Regions from separate parts of the Homo sapiens genome. Here region 2 is linked to region 1. A link is a loop called in an ENCODE intact Hi-C map of the cell type or tissue named here. Cell type or tissue: ovary. All regions are shown on one strand. Links, peaks and the distances in the headings refer to the core of each region. The heading gives the core; the rest is flanking DNA.

Region 1 (5,365 bases), core at 281-5,280:
TGTTCAAATGGTGGAGTGTGTGAGCTCCTCACCACTGAGCCCGAGGGGCAGGCGTCCGGCTCTTGCTTCCTCCCAGGCCCACTTCCTGACCTGTGGCGGGAAGGGCCCTGACAGAGGGATGCCGAGGGTCTATGTCTCCCACATATGATGGGAGCAGGGCGCACAGGCACAGGCCGGGGCTGACAGACAGAGTGGCTGGCACAGCCACAGTCGCATGGTTCTGAGCAGGGCAGGAGGCCCAGGACTGAGCCAAGCACAGACACCCACCCTCAGACCCCATGGCCGTCCAGCCCTGCCCCGGCTGTTTAGGCTGAGCGGCCACCCCGAGGCCCACCACCCATAAGTAAGTCTCTGCCCCTTCCAGACTGACTGACCAACTCCCACACTGCAGGGCACGAGGCTTGGCTTCCCAGGGAGCTGCCAAAGCAGGGAGTCAATTCCCGCGGGGTGAGTTCTGACCCACAGGACACAGGACCGAGCAGAGGGCAGACTGCCCCGCCTCTCTGGGACGGATGGTTCCAGGGGTTCCAGGCCGTGTGGGGACGCCTGCTGAGCCACCACCTCTATCCCACACACACACTGGCCTCCCCACCCCGCTGCTTCACTCCCTTCCCCCTCACTCTCACTCTCCTGGGACCACACTTCTGGTTCTGGGCTGAATCTAGGTTGGCACCCTGTCCCCCAGCAGCTCAGAATGTGGCTGCGTTTGGGGACAGGATTTTTACAGAGGTCATTAAGGTACAATGAGGTGATTTTGGGTGGGCCCTAATCCCACAGGACTGGGGAGCTCATAACAAGAAGAGATGAAGACACAGACACTCAGAGGAATGATCTTGTGAGGACACAGGAGGAAGACAGCCTCCGCAAGCCAAGGTGAGGAGACTCCAGAGAAACCAGCCCTGCCCACCAGCACCTTGATTCGGGACTTCCAGCCTCCAGGACTGCAAGAATAAATGTGTGTTGTTTGAGCCCCAGCCTGGGGTTATTTTGGTGTGGCCGCCCGAGCTGACTCACAGCCCCCAGTGAGACCCCAACTCCAGCTGTTCCCTAAGAAACCCAGGCTCCCCGAGTGGCACCCACAAAGCCCCAGGCATTGCCCTCCTCGCTGCAGCAGCTCTGGAAAACCCTGTGGATCCAGGAAGAGGCAGGCCCTTCAGAGCCCAGGGTCTCCCTTCCCTCCCCTGGAGAGCAGCAGGTCCCAAGGGTCTCGAAATCTAGCTTCTGAGGTGACCGAGGACTGAAAGGGATGATGTGGTGAAGGCTGAGCCCAGGTCTGGCACATCTTAGGTGGGCAACAGATTTTAGCTAAAATTATTCTTATTATCAGTATTAATGTCTCTCTGTTCCTCACCTGGGTCTTCTCCTAGACTGAAAGCCTACCCAGGGCAGGGCGAACCTCAGGAAGCTTGTAAGTCCAGAGCCAAGCTCACTGGGTGCACCACAGCCCGGGCTGCAGCTGCGGCAGGCCCTGCCTGCAGCCGCCTGTGGCCTCCATGGACAGACGGCCCTGGTGACCCCCACCTGAAAACCAAACTGAAACCTGGAGGAGGGGCTGCCCGGTGCACCGATTTCAAGGAGCAGTTCCAGAGTCGGCCTCTGGTCACCAGGGGTTGGTGCGTTCCTTCCTTCCCCAAGACACCCATGTGGGAGGTCAGGTGGGAGTCAGGGAATCAGGGAAATACTGTGGGACCCCAAGCCAGCTGAGCCCTGGGAGCACCAACGGGAAACGCCAACGAGTGCTGAGCCCTCCCGGCACGATCCAGGAAACCCTCTCAGCTCCACCAGGCGGTGAAACACCACCTCTGCGAATCTGCGTTCCGGGGCCTGGGGCTGTCCAGCGGAAACACAGCTCAGCCACATTTAAGGAGGCAAAAAAAAAAAAAAAGCAGCGGAAATTCATCCTGGTAATGTATTTTTGTTAAACCCAATATACTCAAATATAAAGAATTATTAATGAGATTTTTTTGCATTTGTTTTTCTACTAAGTCTTCAAAATAGGACCTGGTCTTTATACCAGAACACCACATCCCAGGGCAGACCAGCCCCATTTCCAGTGGCAATACCCCTCCCACACAGGGTGGATCGATAAAAATAAGAAAACTGTGAAAGCACTTTTTTTTTTTGACAGGGTCTCATTCTGTCACCCAGGCTGGGGTGCAGTGGCACACTCACAGCTCACTGCAGCCTCCACTTCCCAAGCTCGGGTGATCTTCCCACCTCAGCCTCCCAAGTAGCTGGGACTGCAGGTCTTCGCCATCACACCCGGCTTGCCTATTTATTTATTTATTTATTTATTTATTTATTTAATTTATTTATTTATTGAGATGTGGATCTCACTATGTTGCCCAGGCTGGTCTCAAACTCCTGGACACAAGTGACCCTCCCTCCTTGGCCTCCCAAAGCGCTGGGATTACAGGTGTGAGCCACCGCGTCTGGCCTGACAGAACTTTTTTTTTTTTTTTTTTGAGATGGAGTCTTGCTCTGTCCCCCAGGCTGGAGTGCAATGGCACAATCTCAGCTCACTGCAACCTCTGCCTCCTGGGTTCAGGCGAGTCTCCTGCCTCATCCTCTCGAGTAGCTGGGATTACAGGTGCCCGCCACCACGCCCGACTAATTTTTGTATTTTTAGTAGAGACGGGTTTTCATCATGTTGGCCAGCATGGTCTCGAACTCCTGACCTCAAGTGATGCACTCACCTCGGCCTCCCAAAGTGCTGGGATTACAGGCGTGAGGCACCGTGCCTGGCCTCTGAATGCACTTTTTTCCAAAAAGAAGCCATAGGTCAGCGCAGATGTTCTCACTCATTGGTGGGAATTGAACAATGAGAACACATGGACACAGGGAGGGGAACATCACACTCCGGGGCCTGTTGTGGGGTGGGGGGAGAGGGGAGGGATAACATTAGGAGATATACCTAATGCTAAATGACGAGTTAATGGGTGCAGCACACCAGCATGGCACATGTATACATATGTAACAAACCTGCACGTTGTACACATGTACCCTAGAACTTGAAGTATAATAATAATAAAATTAAAAAAAGAAAGAACGGGGAAGCTTCCAGGCCTTCGCGAGCCCAGCGCAGCCTCCCGGGCCGGGCGAGGGGTTTGCGGCTGATTCTCCGCGCGTCTCAGCCTGACCCACCGGCTCCCCGCCGCTCCGGGAAGCGCGCGCTCGCCCCCTGCTGGACGCTCGCGGCCCTGCGCCCAGCGCGTTCGGTGGAGGGACCCTGGCACCCAGCGGGCGGAGCCGGCATTTCTGCAGGAAGGAGCCAGGTGGACGCCGGAAAACCCAGGCACCAAGATGAAAACACGTAATACACCTGGTGTTCAGATCCGAAGTAATGCAGGAATATCCGCGGGGCACAAAGTGTCAGATGCTAAAAGCAGCTCTGAATGGTGGGGTGGGGTCCTTCTCGGCTGTGGGGAAACTGAGGTAATTTGACTGACTCAGCTGCCCGAGGTTCTTTCTGGAAGATTCTTTCTCAGTCAGCGCAGACTGCCACAACAAAACGCCACAGACCAGGGCCTTAAACATTCAGTTCTGACCGTTCTGGAGGCCGGGAGGTCCTAGATGAAGGGGCCAGCTGGTTCCAGGTCTGGTGAGACCCACGATTGCAGACTCACGGCTGCCCCACTGCGTCCTCACGCAGCCTTTCCCGGGATGCGCAGGGGGAGAGCTCTGGCCTCCCCTCCTCTTCCGAGAAGGTCATTAACGCTGTCAGATCGGGGCCCACCCTTACAACCTCACTGAGCTGCATCACCTCCAAAGGCCCTGTCTCCAAATAGCCACACAGGGTCTGGGAGCCAAGGTCTGAACCCGGGGACATAATTCACTCCACAGCACAGGGACCTAAATACATGAAGCCACTGGCGCAGACCTGGTGGTGCAGTCGCTGGAGAGGTGGCTGGTTCCCCAGAACCCCCGCTAGAGCTGCCCGGCAGCCTCCAACCCCACGCAGGTCGGGAGGTCTGCGGCCCGGCTCCCACGCTGCACCGGGACTGCCTGCCTGATCCGAGAGGCCCCTGCGTTGCACAGCAGGCTTCACTGCCTCTCTTAGGGGACAGGCCACAGGGCCACCCGGCGTGGCCACCTCCAGCCCACAGGGTCCAGCCGGATTCGGGGATGACAGTGACCCCTCCCCACGGAGGGCCTTCTGCTTCCAGAAGAAGGGTCCTTGAAGAGGCCCTTGCAGGGCCTCTAAGCTCACGGATGCTTTATCCCCACGACTCCCCATAGAGGGGCCTGCGGTCACCCAGGGGCCAACAGGAGCCATGGGCAGCCTCTGTCCACACCCAGCTGAGGCCCTGCCCCATGGGTTGGAAGATGGACGGGAATCATTGGTTCCTTCCGGCACGTCCATCCACACAAAACTGATTCCTTTGGAGATTTTGCAAAAGGTTCTAGTCTTTCCTCAAAAAAGTGCGCCGGGGGTTGTGGTGAGGATTCTGTTCCTCTTTCTCTTTTAAACAAGGCAGAGACGTCCCCCTTCATAGCCATCCCCTACGCTGACCAGTGGTTTCTCATTAAAAAATGAAAAGTGCTTTCCCCAAAGAACTGAAAACAGGCATTCCAGCAAAAACCTGCACACACATGTTCCTGGCAGCATTGTTCACAATGCCCCTGCAAATGTCCATCCACAGAGCAATGTGGTCACAGCGTGTGGTCCATCCATACAGTGGGATATTACTCAGCCAGAAAAGAAAGGAAATTCTGGGCCATGAAAACATTACGCTAAGTGGAAGAGGCCGGTTACAAGAGGACACACGTGGTGTGATTCCTTTTCCACGACATGTGAGGAGTGAACAAATCCACGGAGACAGAGGGAACAGAGCTTCCCGGGGCTGTGGGGGCCAGGAGTGGGGAGCCACTGCCTCATAGGGACGGGGCTTCGGCCTGGAGGCCTGAAAACGTCCTGAAACTAGCTGGAGGTCGTGGTTACGCAACACCATGAATGTCTAAACACCCCCAAGCTGTGCACCTGAAAATGATTCATCCAATCATCCACTTTAAATACGTGCGGTTCTCAGACATCGGTTCTACCTCAATAAAGTGGTCTGTAAAAACAGTTAATTTTATGTTATGTGGACTTTACCCCAATTTTTTAAAACAGTGCTTCCATCCCTTGCAGGGCTCTGTCTAGCAAGGACCCAGCTGTGAAGCTTGTGGTGGCTTTTAGGGGAGCTCCAGGTTACTTGGGGGTCTTTGAATCCCAACACCCATCCTAGTGTCCACAGCTGATCCCTCTCGCCCCCCAGACACAAAGGAAAAAGGTGTGCGAAGCCAGGGGCGGTGGCTCATGCCTGTAATCCCAGCACTTTGGGAGGCCAAGGCAGGCAGATCACCTAAGGTCAGGAGTTCGAGA
Region 2 (5,365 bases), core at 254-5,253, 630 kb before region 1:
CTGGAAACTGTCGTCTGCTCCGAATCAACCCTCCTGACTCTGGCTGGTCACCCCTCACCTGCTCTGAGAGCCCAAGACATCAGTTTTCAGTGACATGCCCCAGATTACACTAAAATCGAGGCTGCTGTCAGAAATCAAACCAGGTTCCAAATCAAGTGCCCCACCCTTGTCCCCCGGAGGCCCCGACTTCCATTTCCCAGGAATGAGGACCTTCCAAGTTCACGAGGTATTGAAGAGAGACCTCCCAACGGTTGGGAGCCTTAGGCGAGTCAGGTTTTTCCCTAAAGCCAGCTTCTACCAGCAAAATGCCTAGCGAATTTTATAAGGGTGATAATTTAGTAGAAATGCTGATTATGTGAGTTCTATAGCATGTTTATTTTACAAATTCCTGTCGCATAGCAGAAGCCTCTGCCAACTCCCATACATGGCTAATTGCATAACGCTGCTTCTGTGAGCTAAAAAGGTGTTTGCTTTAAAATGTTTATGGAGAATGCTCTTATCTTGCCTATCTGATTAAAATTCATTCATGACATGAGCAATCCAGTTAGACTTGGAAGCAGAGGGTGGAAGGAAAACCGAGGTTTAAAATTATTTTCATCGGGGAAAAAGTTTCTCATACTCCTGTGCATTTGGAAATGTGAGTGGTGTCGGCGCCTCACGAGTTTGGCCCGGGTGGCAGTGATGGTGGCAGGGCGTGGGATTGCGTGGGCCGAGCTGCCGCCATTTGAGGTGAATAGTCCTTGGTGAGAGGGGGCCCGTTATTTTCCACCAAAGCCCTACCTTCTTCCCAGGAAAAGGTTCTTAGTCCAGTGGGGCTGCTATAACCAAAAGACCCTAAAATGGGTGGCTTGTAAACAACAGGGAATTATTTCTCACAGTCCTGGAGGCTGGGAATTCCAAGATCACAGCACCAGCAGATGCAGTGTCTGCGGAAGGCTGCTGTCTAGTTCCTTGATGGTCCCGTCTCACTGTGTCCACACATAGCAGAAGAGGGGGGACGAGCACCCTGGGGCCTCTGGTAAAGGCATAATCCTAATCACAGGGGCTCCACCCTGTGACCCAGTCAGTCACCTCCCCACAGCCCCACCTCCTAGTTCCATTGCCTCAGGTATTGGGGTTCACCATATGAGTTTTTGGTGGACACAGACATTCAGGCCACAGCAGGCTCGTGTTCCTTTGAGTTCACTGACCTTTAGCCCACCTCCAGGCTTCCCTCTGCCTTGCACGTCTGAAGGGGCACCTGTTTAAGCTTGACTGTCAGCAGAGTCAAATCCACCCCTCGTTTAGCCCCCAGCTGCTAGGGGGTTGCCAGGAGGCCCCAAATATGAGTTCACATCCAGGCCTTGGGCGAAAGCCTGTCCCTCTCTGGGCTGTGCGCACATCTGGTCCCAGCCGTGCTGCAGCTCCTGAGTGCTCCTTCCCGGGGCGGCTGGCCGGCCGAGTCACGGATGCCCCAATCCAGCCCTTCCCAGCCAGGGCCACTTCCTGCATGACTGGGGAGTGCCCTCTAATGGGAGGTGCTGCTCACCCCACCACGGACACAGCAGCCCCAATGTCAACAGCCCCGTGGCCAAGAAGCCCTGGGAAGTGCTGGTTCTGTCTAGTTGGTCCCATTCCTCCTACGGGGATCCTGAAACGGTAGAACTGTAGGACCGGGAGGGGTCTCAGGAGGCTGCGGCTGGTTCTGTCTAGTTGGTCCCATTCCTCCGATGGGGATCCTCAAACGGTAGAACTGTAGGACCGAGAGGGGTCTCAGGAGGCTGCGGTCCTACCTGCCTGCTCTCAGCAGGGCATGGGCAGGGAGGGAGCAGCAGCGTCCCCCAGCCTGCCCAGCCAGAGGGAGGAGAGCTGGTGCCAATGCCCCCGGGTGCTGTGCCAGGGAGTTTAGTGCTCCTGGGAAATAATGCCAGCCACACAAACCCAGTCCCCCAGGACTCAGGGCAGGGAGGGGCAGCTGGACATCACCTTGCATTCAGGATCAGACGCTGCTGAGCAGGCTCAACCCTGATTGTATTCTCAGCCACACCTGCGATTTTCCTGTGCGTTTCAGAGGAAATAAGCAGAATCCAAAGTTGCTCTTCTATTTTGCAAGTATGGTGAGGACTCAAAACTGCCCTAAGAAAAGAAAGTAGCTCATCTCCTAAAAAGCCCTTCTTGGTGGGGTTCTGGGGCTGTTGTCTCTGAGGCGATGCCACGCCGTGGTGAGACGGCAGGTGGTTTTCTGGGGCCCCCAGCTCTGTGTCAGCCAGCGTGGCCCTACCTGTTCTCTTTTCAAAACTCTGGGGGCTTCCAGCCAGGATTGCTTTGGAAGAAGGCATCTGCTAGGAAAAAAACACCACCAAGTGCTTAGAAACCACTCGCCTCTCAGCAGCTGGCCCAGCTGAGTCACTTCTCACCTTCCTGGGCTGCCCGGGCCCACAGGTGCTGCCAAGCGCGTGCTGTGCTCAGTGGGGGCAGTGGCCTGCAGCAGGCTGTTCTGAGCCTCCTCGCGGCTTGGCTGGTCGTTCCCACTCAGCCCTGGAATACGCAAGCTGTGTTTGTCCGGCGCTTCCTCTCCATCTTGAGGTCCATGTCCCATCTCAGGCTGGGGTAGAGACTAGCGTAGGAGAGGCTTGTTTGGAGTCGGCCTCCCTGCTTGGGCCAGTGCTGTTTCTGAGCTGTGCCCTGTCCCCCCAAGGCGCTCCATGCTGGCCCACATTAGTGTGCCAAGTGCCAGGCCAGACGAACCAGAGCTGCTCCGAGCCCACCTTGCCCTCCCGGCTGCCTCCGCCCTGTGCTGGGCGTAGAGGGAGGTGTCCCAGGCCTCTCCACTAGTGGTGGCGGCCAGGTGTGAAGCAGACATGACTTCAGCAATGGTGCCTGCAGGTGTAGTGGCAGAACTCTTGCTTGTCTCCGGTGCTCCAAATCCTCCAGTGATTATGGTTCAGGGCAACCACGCCGCTGCCCTGTCTGCGTGGCTGGAAGTGCCTTGCAGCTGGCACTGGAGTGGAAGGCGTTTCTGCAGTTACATCCGCAGCTCCTTGGCAGAGCCAGGGCACGCAGCCCAAGGCCAGCCACCTCTGCAGAAAGGAGCTCCTCCGTGTCTCCATCCCTTCCCAGAGCCCCTCCCTCTCCAGGACCTGGGGAAAGGCCAGAACTGCCAAGTATGTGGGAAGTTCTGACCACCAGAGGGCAGCCGGCAGGCCCTGCGTCCTCCAGTGCTCTGTGGCCCCGGCTTCAGCCTCAGCCTGGAATCCCGGTGCCGGGGGCAGTGTGGCTTCTCTCTCTCTCTCAAGTCCCACGGGCAGGTGGCCTGAGGTAGCCCGAGGTAGTCTCTCTAGCTAAAAGTCACCCTGCTGGGAGGGCTGAAGTCAAAGACATTAACAGCAAGGGTGTGGCTGCGTAATTCCACCCCACAGATTTACCTCCACTGCCCCAGGCGCTTGGCACAGTGAGAGTGTCAGAGAAATAGTCCTGGGCCCCGTCCCAGAAACTCCTGTTCAGCAGGGAGGTGGGATGGTGTGTCCTGAACTCATGACAACTGCAATAAATATGTTATCATCATTCATTAGTAATATCACAGTATCATCTCTTCATGTTAACACGGAGTTGAAATACATGGCACTGGGCTTCTGTTTATTGACACCTGCTGTGTGCTGGGTGCTAGGTGCTGTTCTGAGAGCTTAGCAGGCATTTCCCTCCCAACAGTGGTAACGAGGTAAGGGTTGTCGTCCTCTCCACTTCCCAAATGAGGAAACTGAGGCACGCAGGAGTCTGGGGCATTGTCAGAGGCCATGGAGGGGGAGCTGGGACCTAATCAAGTCTGCCTTAGACCTCACCTCCTGCTTCCTCCCCAAACCTCTGAAAGGTGGGGGTGTTTCTAGAAGATGATGCTATAATGGGAAGCAGGAGGGGTGTGTTGGCTGCCGGGTGTGGGCCCTTGGAAGGGCGGGTCCAGAGCTTGGGCTGGAAGGTGGGGGATGGGTTTGGGTCTTTGCATGAAGAACAGGAGTCAGTGGAGTCAGCCCAGGAATTGTGGACACGCTGGGCCTCCTGAGGCCACAGGGGGACATATGGGAGGAAGTGTGTTGAGGGCAGGGCGCTGGCCTCATCTGTCAGCTTCAGCGAGCTCAGCCTGTCTTGACACGCCTGCGACAGCTCTAGAAAGGCTGAGACTTGTAACCATTCACTCCTTTTTCTTTTCCCACCCGCACAGGGGGCCGATGGCATCCGTGGTCTGAAGGGCACAAAGGGCGAGAAGGTAAGTCTCTCCTTGCAGCCACGGGGCCCCCTGCTTAGTCCGGAGCCGAATTCCAGCCAGCGGGGCCCTCCCACAATGCTTCTTCCATGAAACCAGCTGAGGTGGATGTCGCCTCTGAGTACTGAGGGGGATGGATGCCACTCTGTGGAAAGTGTCTCTGTTTGCAGACGGAAGAAGAGTAAGTTGAGGATAGGCCCTCGGGTCCCCAGGGGCACATCTCCTAGCAGAGCTGAGTGGGTCCAGGGTTTGTGTCTCTGCACAAGGAGAAGGCCTTGGCCCCAGAGACAACACACGGCCCCCCACGTGCCTGCAGGGGCCAGTGGACACCTGTCACCCTCCCCACTCCCAGGTGGGCCGCCTTGCATGGCCGCTGGCACGAGGGTCCACTTAGTTGTTAGATGTTCATCCCTGGGCAGCCCAAGCTGCAGAAACTCACAGTGTGCAGCAGAGCCAGGCAGGGAGGGAGAGAGGCCGTGCCATTGGCCATGGTCCGTGGGGGCAGGTCAGGCCTAAGCAGATCACTGTGGTGAAGACAAAGCTAAACTACACCCCCATGCATGCCTGCCAGAGTCAGAAGCTTGGGTGCAGCCTGCAGCGGCGACAGCCTGAGCCACATGGAGCTGCGTGGCCGGCCACCTTTCTCTTCTCACTGTGGTGGAAGGAAGCTCAGAGCCAAATCCAAGGCCCAGTTATGACACAGATTTAGGCCTCAGGGGCGGCCTCACCGTGCCACCCTCCCCACCGTGGCCTCACGCTCTGTTGTGGGTTCGCCCTGCCATGCCGTGTAGCCATGCAATACTTGCTTTCCGTAAGGCATGTTGGTCCCCTTTGCTGGGCAGACTCTGGGCTCTCCCCTGGCCACGGCGGCCTGCGGGGCTGGAGTGCGGGTGCTGGCGTGATGGTCCACGTGCCGAGACTCCTTATTTGCTACCTGTCGAAGATGTCGCTTGGATCCTTTCTTGTGAAATCTGCCGGCCTTAAAGCCATTCCCGAGGGGACGCATTGAGTGGCCACAACTGGATCAGAAATGATGTGGCAGCAGGAACGCTCTTGTTCCACGGAGTTTGTTGAGCGTGCTGGTCCCTGGTTTCTGTTCTTAGTGTCTGCCCTTGTGGGAGGACCGGC

Evidence for each region. Peaks named below come from ENCODE experiments on the same cell type or tissue, not always from the same donor. Only the 100,000 strongest peaks of a DNase experiment are listed, where the experiment ranks them.
Region 2: a loop joins it to region 1, with 2.5 times the contacts of the local background. A loop is called at or near these places in 15 of 110 quality-filtered maps.

Annotation. Positions count from the first base shown.
Region 1 is chr9:135,409,554-135,414,918 of GRCh38, forward strand. No RefSeq gene overlaps it. Among named protein-coding and RNA genes, the nearest start is that of PPP1R26-AS1, 60 kb to the right of the region's middle. In ovary, for the core only: a CTCF peak has its summit at 3,206 (motif pointing left); a DNase peak (open chromatin) is centred at 3,218.
Region 2 is chr9:134,775,907-134,781,271 of GRCh38, forward strand. COL5A1 (collagen type V alpha 1 chain) reads left to right here. Exons shown (of 66, transcript NM_000093.5): 28 at 4,196-4,240. Among named protein-coding and RNA genes, the nearest start is that of MIR3689C, 71 kb to the right of the region's middle. RefSeq lists a silencer at 1,669-1,814 and enhancers at 2,327-2,936, 2,491-2,750. In ovary, for the core only: no CTCF peak of the experiment used is centred there; a DNase peak (open chromatin) is centred at 3,122.